Regions from separate parts of the Homo sapiens genome. Here region 1 is linked to region 2. A link is a loop called in an ENCODE intact Hi-C map of the cell type or tissue named here. Cell type or tissue: gastrocnemius medialis. All regions are shown on one strand. Each heading gives the region's core, and the rest is flanking DNA. Links, peaks and the distances in the headings are about the cores only.

Region 1 (5,383 bases), core at 86-5,085, 67 kb before region 2:
CTGAAGACCTGGGTTTGGAAGCCAGTTATGCTAGGAGGGAGTTGCTTGAGGTTGTATTTTCCCTTTTTGGGCCTCATTTCTCCATCTGTGTAATCAGATAGTGACACTAGCTAGCAAGTCTCTGGATTTTCTTTTGGTTCTAACACTCTAACTAGTATCTTGTGATTCTAATTATTTCTTCTATCCTCTTTCCCATACATAGATCCCTGATAGCAGTATGTGGAGAGGGGGACTTGCAAGCTGGCCCATGCTTGGGAATTAAGCACTGGTCTATTTATGACTAGTCCACCAGCTGTGGCCTCTGTCACCAGGCTACTTCCTGTCTTGGACTTGTCACCTATAAACCTCACTGAGCGTGCTCATCATTCCTTTTTCTCTTGAAAAAGCCACTCACTTCTAAGAGACTTCAAATTTTTTTTCCTGAATCATAACCTCTCCACCCTCTAGTAAGGGAGAGGCTAGTACAAAAGTTTCCCCTTTCTGTGCTAAGTACCTAATTCTAGACCTCAGTCTCAAACTACGTAGGGGAAATTGTCTACTTGGAAACCTGTTAATATAGCCTTATGAGACAAGCCATATTTTTATTTAGTGATTTTGAGATCTGAAACATAAAAGATAACTTTAAAAATACTTTTGACACTTTAAATTTCATTTTTGGTTCCAAAAAAGCAGCTAGTACATATGAACTTACACTTTTAGAAATACGCTACATATGATCAGCTATGCTTTCTGCTGATCTTTACCCTTCTATAGTTCCTTGGGCTTTCTTTATAATGGGATTCTTTGGTCCTAGAGGAAGCATTTTACCCAGGAAATGAAAGTCTGCTGTTTTCTCTGACAACCTTTATTTTGTATTTCTTTGGGATAGATTCCTGAGTCATGTAACCAGTGAAAAAACGCCAAAGTCTTTTATTAAAATCTCGCTGGAGTCTGTGAGACAGCAAAGAATTACAGCAGCGTTAGAACACTATTTGACCTAAAAGGGTTTGACTGTTCTAGAATCCAAATTCTCTCTATACAGATAAGGAAACAGACCTAGAAAGGCAAAGTAACTTGTCTGGGGTCACAGAAGTTGCAAGGAACACAAAAGGAGAAATAAAACATTGGTCTCCTAATTTTTAGCACACACATGTTTAGGAGGGTGGGAAGGTAGAGCGAATGGAACAAATCCTTTTGGTGACCTCATGCTCTAAGGAAGCTCATTTTTCAATGTTGCATTTTAATGTTTTGTTATCGCTTTATATTTTAACATTTTGCATTTTAACATTTTGTTATTGTTTTATATTTTAACAAAAATCTCCAGCGTTATAAAATCATCTCCAACATTATAAAATATATCTAATATTTATTGCAAGAATATCTTCTCAGACCAGGATAGTAAACTCAAATGCCTCAGGGGTCAGGCAGGGAGTGGGGAACAAAGCCAACAGGAATGGGCACTTCTGGCAGAGCCTTCCAGTCTCCCTGCCCTCCCCCTTTCTCCTTCTCTGACACAGACAAAGCACTGGACCAATAGAACAGTGCTGCCCCTGGGTGACCAATGGACTCCTCCTAATGGTGACTGCAGGTTCTTTTACTGTAATATATACAAGGAAGGATTCCTTCTTCACCAGCTCATCCCCAGCACAGTACCTTCAATTTCATAGGTAGCCAATAAATATTTTTTCAGTGGGTTAGTGTTTAAATATGTATTGAGACTGGAAGTTTAAATTCAATGTAATCGTCTGCTTTTGTGAAGATAAACTAGTTCAGATCTTGAGGAAAATTTTTCTAAAATTTACTATGTAGAGTGTGCCAATTCTTAAACTGTGAGTACCTTGGGAAGGCCATCAGTCATTCACATTTTTTTTTTTCTTTTTGAGATGGGGTCTTGTTCTGTCACCCAGGCTGGAGTGCAGTGGTGCTATGTTGGCTCACGGCAACCTCCTCCTCCCAGGCTCAAGTGATCCTCCCATCTCAGCCTCCTGAATGGCTGGGACCACAGGCACAAGCCACCATGCCCAGCTAATTTTTGTATTTTTGGTAGAGACAGGGTTTCACCATGTTGTCCAGGCCAGTCTTGAACTCCTGAGCCCAAGTTATCTGCCCACCTCGGCCTCCCAAAGTGCTGGGATTACAGGCATGAGCCACTGTGCCCAGCCAGTCATTAACAACTTAATGTGAATCAATCGCATTTGCTTTGCTTTCTTCCTCAATTGCATTTGGATGGAGGATGAGGTAGAGGAAAAGAAGAATCTTATGCCTGGCATGGGGACTGGGGAGGCTGGCCTCACTGCAAAAATGGACGACAGGAAGAAAGGGCTTTGGAAGGCAGAATGAAAAGCAGAAAGAAAGATGAGGGTAGTAAACAGTGCCTATTTCACAATTTGGTTTAAGGCTGGCATTGCAGGATTCCAATATGAAGGAAATGGGTTCACTTTCAGATGCAGATGACTCATAAGCAAGCTCATTATAAATCCTTTGGAAAAAAAAGTGGGCCCAGTATTCTTTCTTTATCTGAATCTTTTTCTGCTTGCAAGCTCAATCAATCTCTTTCTCTTTCTCTCTGTCCAAACCACTATACCAGATAAACATATTTCCCCATTTATCATTGAGGCCAGGTATCTTCAGTTACATCACCATCATTTCAACCACAACACAGCCTGGAGTTCATCACACCCCATCGGGGCTTCAGGCAACCTGCCTGACACATGTGTTTGGTTAGAGGGAATCAGGAGCAGAAGTGCTCTGAATTGCACTTTTCAAAACCTGTTATGCACTCGTGCCAACAGATGGGGAAATTTTCCTTCCAAAGCTGCCAGGAAGAGCCTCCAGCTGTTTTCACTGAGCTAAAGTGCACCTGCACCAGAGGCTGCTTGTTATAGCAGCTGCCAGGATGTGTTGGGGAAGCAAGCCACACTTAGCCTCATGCAGTGGTGTCATGGTCAATTGGAAGCCAAGAAGATTCAGAGAAAAGGATGCTGGACTTCACACCAGATGACCTGGGTTTAGTTTCTAGGCCTGCCCTTTCTTCACAGGTGTTTTTGTTGTTGTTGGGTTTTTTTTTGTTTTTGTTTTTGTTTTTTTTTGAGACAAAGTCTTGCTCTGTTGCCCAAGCTGGAGTGCAGTGGCGCGATCTTGGCTCACTGCAAGCTCCGCCTCCCAGGTTCACACCATTCTCCTGCCTCAGCCTCCTGAGTAGCTGGGACTACAGGCGCCCACCACCACACCTGGCTAATTATTATTATTATTATTATTTTGTATTTTTAGTAGAGACGGGGTTTCACCATGTAGCCAGGATGGTCTCAATCTCCTGACCTTGTGATCCGCCCACGTTGGCCTCCCAAAGTGCTGGGATTACAGGCATGAGCCACCGTGCACAGCCCACGGGTGGTCTTGAGTAAGTCCCTCAACCTCCCCAGCTTTAGCCTCCTTGTCTATAAATAGATTCTTACCCCTGCACTGCTTCTCAATTATAGCTGCTATTTCTTTAGCTTCTGGCCTATGCTTTTGAGACAGAGTCTCACTCTGTCGCCTACGCTGGAGTGCAGTGGCGTGATCTCGGCTCACTGCAACCTCTGCCTTCCAGGTTCAAGTGATTCTTCTGCCTCAGCTTCCCAAGTAGCTGGCACTACAGGCATGAGCCACCATGCCCAGCTAATTTTTATATATTTTTTAGTTGAGATGGGTTTCACTATATGTTGGCCAGGCTGGTCTTGAACTCCTGACCTCAGGTGATCCACCGACCTTGGCCTCCCAAACTGCTGGGATTACAAACGTGAGCCACTGCACCCAGCCTAACATAAATTTCTTAAATAAGCAGCCAATAGAGTCTTTTCAGGCCAGTGTCAAAACTGAACCATGCAAGATTTTCTTCAATATTGTAAGGAGGTTTTAGTAATAGGGAAAAGAAGATGTGGGATTAATTTCTTCCATGCCAGCAAAGCATGCTTTTTTCAAATCCCTGTTTCTTCATGGCTTCCAAGGTATCTGCAAGTCTTTCTTCTACATACACCTCTCTGACTCATATGGCCAAGTGGAAATTGCATACTTTACAAAAGAGTTACCCAAACCTGGGTTGGAAACTCAGCTCAACAACTGACACACGTGTGTGCCAAGCAAGTTAGTTAACTTCTATATCTCCTGACAATGGAGGTGATAAAACCTAAAACCTACCTCTTGGGAAAGGTAAAGAGTTAATATATGTAATGTGCTAACACCAAGTAGAACCATATGTAGCTGGTGTGTGTGTGTTTGTGTAGCTACATGAATGAAATGCATTGATGGGGTTCAGGACATGTTACTCAAAAATATGGCAGCTTGGCATTTGGAAAAACAGCAGAAGCAGGAAGATCACTCTCACTTTCCCTTATTCTACTCCCCTAAAGCAGGTCATAAAACCTTCATTCCAGAGGTGCTCCCCTATACCCACAGGAAAGGAATGTCCTTGCCTCTAGAGACACAGAGGCACAGAGAAGAATCTGAACAAACAGGCCTTGCTAAGATCCTCCCAGTTTATTACCATTAGATCATACACTCTTTGTCCAAACATACTTTGCCACAGCTATCCACTTCTTCATTAAACTTAGCATAAAAATACATAGGTTTCCCTGTTTCTTTGGGTCTTAAGCCTCCTATATCATGTAAAACTTAAATACACTTGTATGGTTTTCTCTTGTTTCTACCTTTTGTTATAGGGGCCTCAGCCATAAACCCAGAAATTAGTGAGGAAAGACATCTTTCCTCCCCAACAGTAACCTTGTGTCTATATGGCTTTACATAATGCTGTCACTTCAGTTCTTCTCATTTTGATGAGGATATTTGATATAAGCATCTTTTTCTAATTGCAGGGACAACTTGGACTTTTATACTGATCCTCATGGTACAAATGGAGTTGTCCAGTTAAAAAAATAATTCCTAAAAGTGGCCTTTTGTTCAGACGTTGTAGTGTTACTGGTTTTGTTTTGATTGTGTGTGTGTGTATGTATGTATGTGTGTGTGTGTGTATCTCCTAATCTTTTAGTTCTTTCCATTGCCACAGTTTGTCTCCTGCAAGCCTCTACGAGAAGTGGTCCTGGTGGCTGTCCAGTTGGGCAGTTGATGGAGCTGCTCCAACTCCCTGATTTCAGAGTTTCCACTGGCCTCTCCACCATGCTCCTTCAAATATGTCCTTAGCTAGTTTAGTACTACATGGACTGCTTGCTCTAGCAAATACGTCTGAATGATTTCTTTTGCAAGAAAATTATATAAGATACTTTTTTTCCCCACAGGAAAACAGCCCCCTGGTGTCTGATGGTTAAAAATGTTATCCTAGATCTATCAATGAGTAAATTCTCTGTAAGTGAATGAAGCCTTAGGGGGAGAAGGGATATTCACTCTTCAAGGGCACCACTGAATTACTTTC
Region 2 (5,383 bases), core at 307-5,306:
CAATGTGTGAGATCATGACAATTAGGGGTTCATTTGCTTTTGCAAAATCATCTTGAATGCAGGATGGATATCCAAGGTGACTCTGTAAGAGCACACACCATTTAATCTGTGTATCTTACTAACCTTAAATCAATCTGATAACTCCCTCTTACCCCGTTTCTCTCCTTCAGAATGTTCATGTTTTACCTTAGGCCCCTTCAGTGGTATTTTTCAAAGTGCCCACATAATGTTTTATGCTACGTCAACCTAAAGTGAAGAGGCTGAGGCACAAAATATAATTTAAACGTTTCACAAGCCAAGTGAGGACAGCTGCCCAGAAGACTCAGACTCAAGCAACCTTGGGTATGAGCTCCATTGACCTTTGTTATAAGCAAGTTTTTAAAGGTGAAGAAAGGGGACACGGAGTGAACTAACACAAAGTTAGGAATTCTTATTGGTTTACAAAAACAATGTTGATTAGTGATTGGCTATATACATTGTTAAGGTATAGGGTGTGGGTTGTAGTACCCTGTGTAGCATGATTAGGTTAATTTATAGCTATCTGGGCAATAGCAAGCAGTTTCAAGACATGAAAACATAGCTCAAAGCCGGGAGTAGGATGTAATTGCTACCTCCTTTTAATATCTCTCTGGACCTGAAAATTTTAAAGGATTTGCGTTCCTCCAATGAAAATTCTTTTCTTTTCTCAGCTGTTAATTAAGAAACAATGGGTAGCCAAGCCTATCATGCAAGCTGCCATGTCCTGCCAACAAAAATCCTCATCCCCAGGCCTCGCACACTCAGAATTATTGCCCTCCTTCCCTTAGGAATTCTACCTCCTTAGGAAGTGGGGATGTTGGATGGCCCACAGCAAACCCAGCCTGCTTCAGGTGACCAGCTCCAATTGATCTTTACTTCACAAACTGTCCATCTGAGAATCCCAAGACCTCAGGGTTAGCACAGAGGGAGCCATCTTCTGGAATTTGTCTTCACTCCAGCCTCCCCCTAGCTAGTGTGTTTTGTTGTCAAGACACCCAACTGGGTCACCAACTCCTGGCCTCTGATGCACACTCATTGGTAATAAACCATGCTCTACCTGACCCTCCACCCCAAGGGGAAGCCCTGAGATGCTATAGATGACTATTGGCTCACTTACCGTGCATTATTAGCAGAGCTCCCAAAAGAATGAATCTCACTGGCACAGACTGTTGTGTACAAGTATGGATCTAGGATGATTTTCTGATGTTGAGACACAGAAGCTCTCAAAGGGCTTATTCAAGGAACAAATTCATGACATTATAAACTGCTATAAGAATGACCTTAACTATTCTCTCCTACTGAGTGAGCCACCCAGCAGAGCACCATGAGTATAAACAGCCCTAGACTGTCAGATCTTATTGTTTTGTTGATGAGCACACATGGTCCTTAAGCATACAGTGTGGGTGGTCTGCTGGGGGGTTATGAATCAAAGCCAAGGGGGTTTGCTTTCTGGTCAGCCTCCATGAGTTATTTGTGAGCACTGGACTAATTGCTTCTAAACTGCACATGTAATGGCCACTTCTGAGTTTTTGATAGGAAAATGGCTACTTGTTTATTCTCAGATGTCATAATAAATCTGTCCTTTGCAAACCAGAGACCCAGCATGAACACATGAATGGGTGAGTTTCAGAGGACTTCCCTGGGATCCACAGCTCACTGTGCAACCTTGCAGAAGTTGTTTGACAGGTGTGCCTTCGGCCTGTCCCCAACATAAGCAAAACACACCTGCCCTTTATCTGGCTGAGTGGGAGCATGTGCAGCTGCAGTCGATTAAAACTGAATGAAAGTTTGTCTGCAAACAGAGCTTCTTGGTGGTTAGATGTTGTGTAATTACAAGTGTTATTGCAAAATACTATTCTTATTTACTTTGTGTATGTTGAAACACTTTAAATGTATCATTCATTTTGTAGGGCAGATAGTATTTTCTCCATCTCCTGTTTTTGCTTTAATACACTATTGGTTATTTTAAATGACCAAACCATTCATGCCTTTATGACCATTCAAATAATACAGAATATGGGGGATAAATGACTAATTAATAGATTAATAGTCTTCCTCTTCCCATCTCCTCGAGGTAGCTAATATTATCAAAGCAGCGTGCTGCATGCATCTTTCCACAATCACTCTATGTATGTAGAAACATTATTTTTAAAGCTTATGAAAGTGTACCTATGTTTTTATATGCTGTAGCACTATACATGTATGTGTACATATATCCACACACATTCATGCATGTGACATTTCCAAGTCTATAGAGATCTGCACATTCATACATGTGACATTTCCAGGTCAACAGCGATCTAACTCATTATTTTAAATAGTTGCCTAACAGTCTGTAATATGGATCATAATCTATTTAATCATTTTCCTGTTGCTGGAAATTTTTATTTTTATTTTTTACCTTAAGGTCCTCTGTTAAGAAAAAAGGAAGAAAAAAGTGCCTTGCTCTGCAGTGGTGGGGTTTGCAGGGGCAGTTGGTTGGGCCGTGTGTGTATTTGGGAGTATTGTTTGTTTACACAGTCAGTTTCCTAGGTTTCCATGTGTCATTGCCAATCTGTGTTGAGTTAGCGGCCAACAGCTCTTCCTAAACCACGTCTTGTGGCCAAGTGCAAACTGAACATCGAGGAATGGAAAATATTGCAGAGTTTCTAAATGGTCAGGAAGGTTTTAATCCCCAAACAGGTCTAGTTCCTATTTTGTGAAAAACAGTGTGGAAACACCTAATTTTTAAAAATCCTCCACTGTCAAATGAAGAGAGATTTGGGGTTACTGGTCCGGTTAGGTGCCCTGACTCAGGCATCCCTGGAACATAATACTTCCACAGTAGACTGTCAGCTCACTGAGGTAGGCCCTTTGATGTGTTTTTGTTTTCTGCCTGGCATAAAGTAGGCACTTAATAATAAATGTTTGTTGAGCCAAATGGTTTACATAGGGCTGAAAATTACCTTTTTTTGTTTGATTTTTGAGAGTCTGGCTGAAGAGAGACTGTCAGCTGTTTGTTTGACACAAAGGAGAGAGCTTGATGGGACAGGGAAGGGGAAGAAGGGCAGGCCAGGAGTAAGATTTAATTTGGGAGTAGGCAGGGAAGAGGAAAATGAGGTAATGTGGTTTGGTCTAGTGATAGATGATAAGTCAGATCTTGAGGATGTTTATCTTGGGCTCAAGAGCAATGGAAAGCCACAAGAACCGTCCTGGAGGGGGAGGGAATGTCCAAATCTGTGAGTGGAGAGCTGACTTAGGCTTTGAATGTGTCATTGTAATTGATGACCAGGGAGGCACTGTCCTCTCCTGCCCCTTGCTTGGGATGAGTTTGTTATACCTTATTTTTATAGTCCTGCCAGGTCTCCATGCACCAAAGCATATTCAGAACAGCAGAAACAAAACTTTAATGTTTCGTATTATGAGTTTGTCTGTAGTATGGTTTGTGTGTGTGTACATACCACACATTTCCACAGATAGACCAACACAAGTAAAATTAGGGGATATTAAAAAACCCTTCAAAAACAATGAAACTGCCTTACAAATTCTCAGTCTTCTCCAGACTTCTCTGAAGAACTCAAGACTTCTCTTGAAGTCTTGGTGTCTTCGAGAGACTTTTAACCAATCTCCCAAAGAGTGTAGAAGCTTGTGGATAGATTCAGCAAATTGAAGGTCCCATAGTCATCATATGAGCTAGCCCCAGGCTCAATCCACTAAGCGAAAGAAATTTCATGAGATCTTTTTTTTTCTGGAGGCCCCCTGAGGCCATTACTTCCTCCTGGGAATATCTAAGGAAGCTAACCAATTACAATCAAATCACCTAATTCTTACCCGTCACCTACTGTGCCTATGCCAGATGTTCTTACCTGTGATAATCTTATTTCCAATAAAAATAAAAGACACCCTGCCTGGACAGAACAGACTGTCACAGCTCCAGTGTCATCCACAAGATGAGTGTGGCTTAGGCCTGTGGGGCAGGGAAAATAAAAGAGAAGAAACAAATGCATACAGGAATTTCCATCTTGCTTCTTGATACAGACTGTGAAGTGTTAGGATATACAGAATGTGGCTGAGTCCATGAGTTTACAACCAGCCTGGGCAACATAGCAAGACCCTGTCTCTATAAATAAATAAATAAATGATATAGAGAACATGGAATAATAATATCCTCTTAAATGATTGCTGGGGAGCTCAGATAAGATGGTGTGGGTAACAGCCCTTATGTAAGCTACAGAAATCTCTATGAATTATAGTTGTTCTGGAAATGTCAAATTCATTAGGTAAAAAAACTCTTTTAAAAAAGGCATCTTCAAAAGCCAAGCTTCAGTCTAATATAATTTGCCCATGGAAGTAAGTCTGTAATTCACATATTTAAAAAGTGAATGAAAGGATGGTCTTTCATTTAATATCACTAGTTTTTTATGCTTTTACTCAATTGTTCCTAGTTTGGAGTGCTATCATCTTCTAACCTCTGCAAGACTATTGGGGTATTTTTAAATATATATATCCTCTACCTTATAATCCGATAAATTAAAGAAGTGGCTGGACTTCTTATCTGAAAGGAAAGTCAGGTGTGATTACAGCCTTATGTCCAGAAAGCCTGCTACAAGTGACTAGCCCAGGTTTGGGTCTGTTTCTGGCATAATTACTGTTGGAGGGCTGATGAGAGAAAAGTGTCAATCATGGAAGTTACTTGCCTTTGAAGAGAGGCAATTCCTTGTTCTTTCAGACCTGCAAGCTTAAGGAGCAACTTCCTCTATCTGGTTCACTCTTGGCGCATAATACAATGCCACCTGCAAGTCAGAACTTTCTAATAAATGCCTCTCCCCCACTACATTGTCCAAAAGGAATGTTGAAAATGTAAAAAAAATTAAGATACAATGGAAATATTCTAGAAGACACTACCTATCATCTGTAAAATTTCAAAGCATGTTTAGCGCCTAGCATCTCCTGCTAAAGATGGAAAAAACAAAAAGGAATCATAGGACATTTTATTTTATAAGTAAAATCAGAAGGCATAATAGCCAACCTGGCCAACTTTTGAAAACTGTGGAAGGCAGCAGTGGCTGCTATTGTCTCATTTTCAGATATGAATGGGTGGTTTGCCCACTGTTGCCCTCCCTTCTCTCTTTATATTGTACCACTGATGTTTAGCAGTACTATAATAAATCAATATTTTCATTTTACAGTGTATATCTATGGGATTCTCTCATTTTCATTTTTTAAAGTTATATTTGTTTTGTACTAGAGTTTTGGAAAATAGTTCATATATCGTTGCTTTTATTAAAAAAAAAGTGTTGCTCATTCTATAGCTAAAGCAATTAAGGGATCCATAGTTCAGTGAAAATTTTTTTTGCATGGATATAATATGTCTCCTAAGCCAAAG

The links. Hi-C counts contacts between places; a loop is a spot of excess contacts. Peaks named below come from ENCODE experiments on the same cell type or tissue, not always from the same donor. Only the 100,000 strongest peaks of a DNase experiment are listed, where the experiment ranks them.
Region 1: a loop joins it to region 2, with 3 times the contacts of the local background. A loop is called at or near these places in 4 of 110 quality-filtered maps.

What each region holds. Positions count from the first base shown.
Region 1 is chr9:70,011,266-70,016,648 of GRCh38, forward strand. No RefSeq gene overlaps it. Among named protein-coding and RNA genes, the nearest start is that of MAMDC2, 30 kb to the right of the region's middle. In gastrocnemius medialis, for the core only: no CTCF peak of the experiment used is centred there; a DNase peak (open chromatin) is centred at 2,756.
Region 2 is chr9:70,078,111-70,083,493 of GRCh38, forward strand. All of the region lies in intron 2 of MAMDC2 (MAM domain containing 2), which reads left to right. Among named protein-coding and RNA genes, the nearest start is that of MAMDC2, 37 kb to the left of the region's middle. In gastrocnemius medialis, for the core only: no CTCF peak of the experiment used is centred there; DNase peaks (open chromatin) are centred at 2,601 and 3,220; H3K27ac peaks cover 2,051 bases.